Linked DNA regions of Mus musculus: regions 1 and 3 are each linked to region 2. A link is a loop called in an ENCODE intact Hi-C map of the cell type or tissue named here. Cell type or tissue: left cerebral cortex. All regions are shown on one strand.

The links. Peaks named below come from ENCODE experiments on the same cell type or tissue, not always from the same donor. Only the 100,000 strongest peaks of a DNase experiment are listed, where the experiment ranks them.
Region 1: it touches region 2 in a loop (2.2-fold over the local background); 2 of 42 quality-filtered maps call a loop at or near these places.
Region 3: it touches region 2 in a loop (4-fold over the local background); 2 of 42 quality-filtered maps call a loop at or near these places.

The regions. Positions count from the first base shown.
Region 1 is chr10:4,674,077-4,676,576 of GRCm38, reverse strand. It overlaps a transcript of Esr1 not described here. Among named protein-coding and RNA genes, the nearest start is that of Esr1, 35 kb to the left of the region's middle. In left cerebral cortex, a CTCF peak has its summit at 1,383 (motif pointing left); DNase peaks (open chromatin) are centred at 863 and 1,364.
Region 2 is chr10:5,014,891-5,017,390 of GRCm38, reverse strand. No RefSeq gene overlaps it. Among named protein-coding and RNA genes, the nearest start is that of Esr1, 310 kb to the right of the region's middle. In left cerebral cortex, no CTCF peak of the experiment used is centred here; a DNase peak (open chromatin) is centred at 1,409.
Region 3 is chr10:4,848,601-4,851,100 of GRCm38, reverse strand. All of the region lies in intron 4 of Esr1 (estrogen receptor 1 (alpha)), which reads right to left. Among named protein-coding and RNA genes, the nearest start is that of Esr1, 140 kb to the right of the region's middle. In left cerebral cortex, a CTCF peak has its summit at 1,071; a DNase peak (open chromatin) is centred at 1,022.

The DNA of each region.
Region 1 (2,500 bases), 340 kb after region 2:
CTGAGGTTTATAGAGTCCTTTATTCTGTAGCTGTCCTACCCTGATGAATGGAGAGAAGAAAGTTGTAAAATTGAGCACTGTGTGTATGGGAAGGTGAATATGATTATTAAGAATAAAGAGAAAAGTGAAAGTGCATTTTTGAGCGGTTGCTACATTTTGGAGATGAACACAGGTAAGAAAGCAGAAGGACACATGGCCCTTTCGAATGACGCTCTCTCGGGAGATTATGGAAATCAGACACCGTATTTTCTGTTCTCTGGTGCCTTCATAGACAATGAGTCCTTGTCAGGAGTGGCCACTGAAAGCAGGAACCATCAAAGGACTTCAGCAGAGTTTTCTCTGCCAAATCTGTCATTTACAAGATGACAAGGATGGCTTCGCTCTTAGACCAGTTTCTTCATTTTATAAAGTGCTCTGTGGTTTGTAAAAGTTAATATAAGCAAATATATGGTAACAGTCCTAATAGAGCTCTCGGCATGTGCAAGCTTGGATGGACGGCTCCCCTTTCCTATCTTTTCTCTCTGCTGTAAGCCATTAACAGTCCATCTCGTACACTCAAGCTTAAAAGAATTAAAGAATATATTAAGAAAACATTGATTTTTTTTTCTCCTTGAGTCAAAAGCATAGCACTTTAAACTCATTATATCAGGTACAGTACAATGTTGGCATGAAGCTAAACTAAGAAAAATTATGATTAAAATTCAAATAGAGCATTGAGGTTGTGCTGGGGGAACAGAATGAGGAAAAATTACCGAAAAGGGAGCCTGTAATTTAAAACTGTCAGTCAAAGGGAATCGTGACATCGGCAAACAGTTTGCTGGGTTCCACACAGGACTCTTGTGGTAAGCATGCATGTGTGCCAGTCCTAGGGAAACCCAACTGAATTTCTCCATCTCTTTCCTTGGTGCTTTATTCCTTACGTAATGGTCTCTTAATCTTATCGCCAACGTGATGGGGAAGGGTATTTCTAAATGCAAAGAAGCGAATTTTAAAAATATTATATTAGGTTCACTTAATGTCTGATGTGGAACTCTGAAAAACCCAGTTACAAAATCGAGTGGAAAGTGAAAATATAGGATAATACTGTCTCTGCATGGGAGACTGAAGCTTCCTCCTGTCCATTCTGATCTCCGAGGGAGGGGTTGCCCAGGAAAGATCACGGAAATGCTAAGGGATAGGATGAACGCCTGACCTCTCTTCTACCTCGCTCTACACCCAGCAAGCGGTGAGCACCTCTCCGGGGAGGAGGCAAACGGATTGTTTCCTGAAGCAGTGGGCAGAACAACGAAAGAACTGACAATATTCCGACTTATGCTTCCAAAGAATTTTCTAGAGAATATAATTCTTTCTACGAAAACTGCAGGACTCTAAGGAGAAAGGACTCATACCGTCAAGAAGAAAGTGCTGCCACCTACAGGAAAAAGACCAAACTAGCGTCTGTAGGAAAGGGTGGGAGGTGGGGAGGGCAGGGAGAGGAAGTGGCAAGCCTCCAGAGGAACGAAAACTGCCTTCAAAATCTTAAACCTAGTGGATCCTATGTCCTTGCTATCCCATTTCACATACACCAACCACCTGTGGCCAGCAAGTGCTTAAAATATGGGTTGTCTGGCCAAGTCTGTGTTATTCTTAAGCCTAATAGTTTAGTTGATTAGACCACTTTTCAACCCAATAATAAAGCCAACATAGAATTTTTATTTGTTAAGTAAATCAAAACCATGATCAAGAGACTATGTTGACCTTTGACCTTTTCTGAGCACAGACCATTTTCCTGTGATAAAAATTTAGCTTGGAATTGGTGTTCAATAATTAAAGGATGTCGGCTACCACATTCCGGTTCTGAGGTCAGAGCAGTACTATTGTGAGATCTATCACTATGTCTTGCATTGCTACTCAAGGTACAAAACTGCTTATCAATATAGCAGAATTTGTAAGATTTTATCCAATTTTGTATCTGCTAATTGCCATAGCAAACATTTCAGATGTAAATAACACTTGATAACCAGATATATATCTGACATGTATATATATACATATATATGTGTATATATATATATATATATATATATATATATATATATATATTCAGATATATAGGCATATATATGTTGTGTGTATACATATTACATATGTATGTACATTATATGTACATACATATTTATTCATATATGTGTGTATATACTTATGAAGAGACACCTGCTGTGTTCTTCTTTCCATTAAACACTAATTACAAGGCTTACAATACTCGGGTACCTGGTTTCCTTCTGTGCCAACCCTTGAATAAGTCACTACAAGTTTCTGTACATAACTCTTTAGGTTCTGCTATTAAAGTAAATTTGAGATTTCAAGCTGTTATGCAAGACAATACTTAAAAACTAAGATATGCTTCTAATAATTCCAATATTTTAGTTTACTTTTTCAAATTTCCTAACTTTAAAAATCTCCATTGAAGTCAGACATTTCTAATAAACACTTTGCATTTGACTTGGGAAACGGAATTACT
Region 2 (2,500 bases):
CAGTGACAGATGAGCCTCTGCCCAGTGCCCTCCTCATCTTCAGTGCTTAGGGTAGGGCACACGAGCATCATCCCCTGACCCCAATGTTACCCTGGCAACAGCCAGAGAGATGATTATCAGAGGCTTAGTGGAAGGGATGCATATGCTGAAGACTATTGAGGATAAAGGGCAGTGATGGTGGTTGTTGAAGTCACATTTCTATAGTATGGTCCATCAGTATTCCAACCATGAGCTGAGGAGAAGGATGATGTCGCAAGTATATGGTAGGTAAGGAAGGGCATGGGCCTGACGGTAATGAGATGTGCCCAATATGAACTCAGCAATGGCAGACAAGGAGGAAGTCTACAAAAAGGAGACAGGACAACTATAGGATAAGTAATCTAGGAGCTCAAAGCAATAACTTCATAAGAAATCTAGGTAAGCTTCTAGGTAAACAGTGCTGGGGGTGGTTCAGCAGTAACACACACACACACGCACAGACACACACATACACACACACACAGACACACACAGACACACAGACACACATACACACACACATACACACACACACAGACACATACACACACACACAGACACACACAGACACACAGACACACAGACACACACACACACACACACACACACACACACACACGGGCTCACTTAAGGATTGAGGAGGTTTGCTTTGCCAAAACTCCAATGAAATTTAAGCAAGCAGTTACGGTAGAAAGGCACACAGGGGATAGACTGGTTTTCTGCCTATACCCTAAGTTATCGTGTTAAATTTCAGCAAGTCACATAGAAGTATACAGCAAAGAACAAGGGAGTGAGATGATGTGGGAAAGCTGACCAGGACCACGTGATCAGAGCATGGGTATAGCTGAGGACAGCCAAGGAGAGTTTGCTACTTTGGTTCTTTGGTTTCATTTCCACTGTCACCGTCACCTAAGGGCCATAGGGAACTAAGGCATTGCAAGTAGGTTAATTGAGGACTGGGGCAGACCACATACAGCCCATGCCCACTCTGGAGAAAAATGACTCCAGCCTTTGTAGACTTAAATCCTAGCTAAGACTTCAATCCTTCCTGTTCATTATCCATTTGTAGTGGTCCCCACTGGGCCCTTTGTATGCAGAAAAGCCCAAGCCCTCTTCCAACACTCATCCTGAAATGAAAGCCAAGACAAGGCCAGAGAACTGGGATCAAATACAGGGAGGGGAGGGAGACCATGTCTAGCAGAGGTGTCTTTGTTTTCTGAGAACAAATTTCTTTTCCTCATCACTTGATAGACAGTAGCTCCTGATTTGTGGCAGCTTTCGGTACAGTTTGAAGAGTGAGAAGGCGGGAAGAGACAGGCAGGAGGTTTACAGGGCCAGAGACAATTTTCTGCTTAGTCATATGCAACGCTGAGGAGCCAATTCAGGTCATGAGAGGAGGTGTTTCGCTGAGCGGTCACTGAAATTTTAGATTTAATAATATGTTGTGATAACTCTGGCTGCCATACCTCCTGCCACGAAGACAGTGAAATTGAAAAAGAGTAGCTTTTATTCGACAGTCCCAGTTTCTCACTTTTTTCTCCTGCAGAGTTGCAAAGTATCCATCATGAGTCTACAGACAGACCGACCTTCCTAGGACCCCTCTCATTCAGGTGAATGAGCAAGGCAGGCCCAGTGGGCTCTGCCTGCAGCCATTGTTGAGTAGTCTCTTGGGACTAAGGGTTGAGAGGCCGAACTTGGCTGATAAAACAGGTCAAGCAAAGTGAGAAATGGGGAACACTTAATCAGATCTGAGGAAGCTGGCTAGACTCAAATATAAATTTCCTGAACAAATAAGGGTGGTGGGCAAAATCTCTCTCTCTCTCTCTCTCTCTCTCTCTCTCTCTCTCTCTCTCTCTCTCTCTCTCTCTCTCTCTCTCTCTCTCTCTCTCTCTCTCTCTCTCTCTCTCTCTCTCTCTCTCTCTCTCTCTCTCTCTCTCTCCCTCCCTCCCTAACTAGGTAACGTTACCTAATGCAAGCAAGAGGCCACAGCTGAACTTGAGGTCACAATCATATCAAAATCTCTTCTCAGTTTTTGCTACAGGTTTTGGCATCTGAGGCTATATATGGCCTCCCCAAACTCCAGACGCTAGAAGTCCTTAGAGCCTTGAGGATGGACTCCAGGTCAGACCCAAGTCTGTTGAGACACATTCTTGATAGGATTGCTGGATTCCTGAGTGAAGCTGCCAAGGAGCTTTTCAGCAGCATTTGGAAGCCAACTCCCAGCCCTGCACAGCTCACCTCCCACCACTGGTACCCAACCTTCCTTCCAGATGTTCAGGCTTACAGAATAATACAAGGGATGCCAAGTGTCCAGTGTTTCTGGTCAACTGTTTATCAATCAATCAATCATCAGTGTCATTTGCAATCTTACATCTGGCCACAATGGCAAGTGGTGTGAGCAAGTTCCCATCCTCCACTATAACTGATTGTCAGCTTTGTTGGTTGACTGTCCAAGAGCCTGCATTTTTAATTGGGACTCTTG
Region 3 (2,500 bases), 170 kb after region 2:
CCAGAGATTGTTATTTGGATCACTAATGTGCACTGAGCATGTGATGCCCATCTTAAGTACTTTATGTGCACTATACAGAAGGCTGTTTTAAAGTAATCAGACCTCACAAAAGTCCTGTGGGAGGAATGTTGGAAAGTGCCAGGCAAGACTTGCGGTGATGGTTCTCCTTGGGTGCCACATGCTAATAGACTGCAGCCTGGACCCTCTCAGCGATTACTTTGAACTCACTGCTGCCTCTGAGAGGGAGTTGACTTTGTTCTGATTTTTAGATAAACCAGTTTTGAAACTGACTCATTGCCATAGGCACAAAGTTAACAAGCTTAGGATGTCTAGAAGTCAAGCAGATAAAGGTGGCAGAAGAGAGAGTGCAATCTAGAGAGGGTATGATGAGCGTCCAGGACCAGGACAGTGTGAGCTCATGCACAGATAGGTATTGGGTTTAGGGGATGATGCTAGTTTAAATAGGAATTGCTAGGTTTATTTCCTTGAAATACCATCATGTGCTTCTAGGCATCTGACATTTAAAACAAGTTGTGTCTTTATCATTTTCCAGGTTTTATTTGTAAATAGTACTTCTAACAGGATGGTAACTTAGGTCCATCCCTCTGTTTCAAACATATGCAGAGAGTCTAAGAATTACTTTCATCTTTAGAGTGGGAAAAAAACCCTCCTGTTCTTCTATTTTCTCTACTATCAAACTGTCAGTGTGAGATTCTCCATCTCTTTTGGGATTTTCCCATCATAGATCTTACTTCCCTTCCCTCTTTGGTAAAGAATAGTGAGCAAAATTAATTTCAAGACCCACTTAGCACATCTTGGTGGGGAGAAGGAAAAGTATATTTCAGTAAGTCAAGACAACCACATCACATCCCGTGACCTCCCTCTCCTCAATGTGGTAAGCTCAGAGGCACAGGCTCCAGAAACTGGCTCCCTTGGCCTCTTCACTCTGTGGCTCCCTCAGCCTCTTCACATTGTGGTTCACTGCTTGCAGTCTGCCTACGCTTTGGACAGTTTTCTACCTCCCACATCTGTAGAAAAAAAACCATTCCTTGTCCAACCGTGCCATCTTATGGTTCACTCTACCCAGCATCACTGCCTATATTTGAAGTGAAACTTGGAACTGTAGCTCATGCCAGTAGCTGCAAAAGAGGCAGGTGCACCTCCAAATGCATATGTGTAGATTTATTAAAACCCTACACAATTCAATCATGCCAATCTGTGCTTTATTTCATCAATTATCCTAAACAGGAATGTTTTCCCAGCTTGTACTGAGAACCCATTCCTCTATAGGGGATAAATCATCCCACTCAATATAGACAGTTACATTGGCAAGGTGATGCCCAAGGAACACGTGCAGTTTCAGGATTTTAGTCATTCAGACACACCACAAAGCATTTAAAATGACAGGAATTAAGAAGGACTGGGGGATGATGGGAGATTTCATCAACAAATATTGAAATAAAATTTCAATAATTGTTATAATAGGCATTTGTTAATTCTTGGCTTCCTGGATTCCTAAGCATCGTCCTACATTGAGTAATTTCTCTACTATGAGCTGGTAGGAGTCAAATTTTGCCTTTAAGTACAAACTGGATAACCACTGCTCTCTATGGCCTTGAAGTCTAGGGTGAGAATGGATCACTCACGGGCCCCACCCACAGCCTGCTCCCCAACTCTATGCTGTCTGGGTGGCTGCCATGTCCTACCCATTGCCAAAGTCTGGTTCTTGAGTTTGCCCATCAAATCTGTGACCTAACCACATCACTTTAAAGATCCAATGTGTATTACTTGAAACCATTAACACTAATAATCATTATAAAAATAGCTGGCATCCTTAATCATCAGGGAAATGCAAATCAAAACAACCCTGAGATTCCACCTCACACCAGTCAGAATGGCTAAGATAAAAAATTCAGGTGACAGAAGATGCTGGCAAGGATGTGGAGAAAGAGGAACACTCCTCCATTGTTGGTGGGATTGCAAGCTTGTACAACCACTCTGGAAATCAGTCTGGTGGCTCCTCAGAAAATTGGACATAGTACTACTGGAGGATCCTGCAATACCTCTCCTGGGCATATATCTAGAAGATGTTCCAACTGGTAAGAAAGACACATGCTCCACTATGTTCATAGCAGCCTTATTTATAATAGCCAGAAACTGGAAAGAACCCAGATGACCCTCAACAGAGGAATGGATACAGAAAATGTGGTACATTTACACAATGGAGTACTACTCAGCAATTAAAAAAATGAATTTATGAAATTCCTAGGCAAATGGATGGACCTGGAGGGCATCATCCTGAGTGAGGTAACCCAATCACAAAAGAACTCACATGATATGTACTCACTGATAAGTGGATATTAGCCCAGAAACTTAAAATACCCAAGATACAATTTGCAAAACACATGAAACTCAAAAAGAACGAAGACCATAGTGTGGACACTTTGCCCCTTCTTAGAATTGGGAACAAAACACCCATGGAAGGAGTTACAGAGACAAA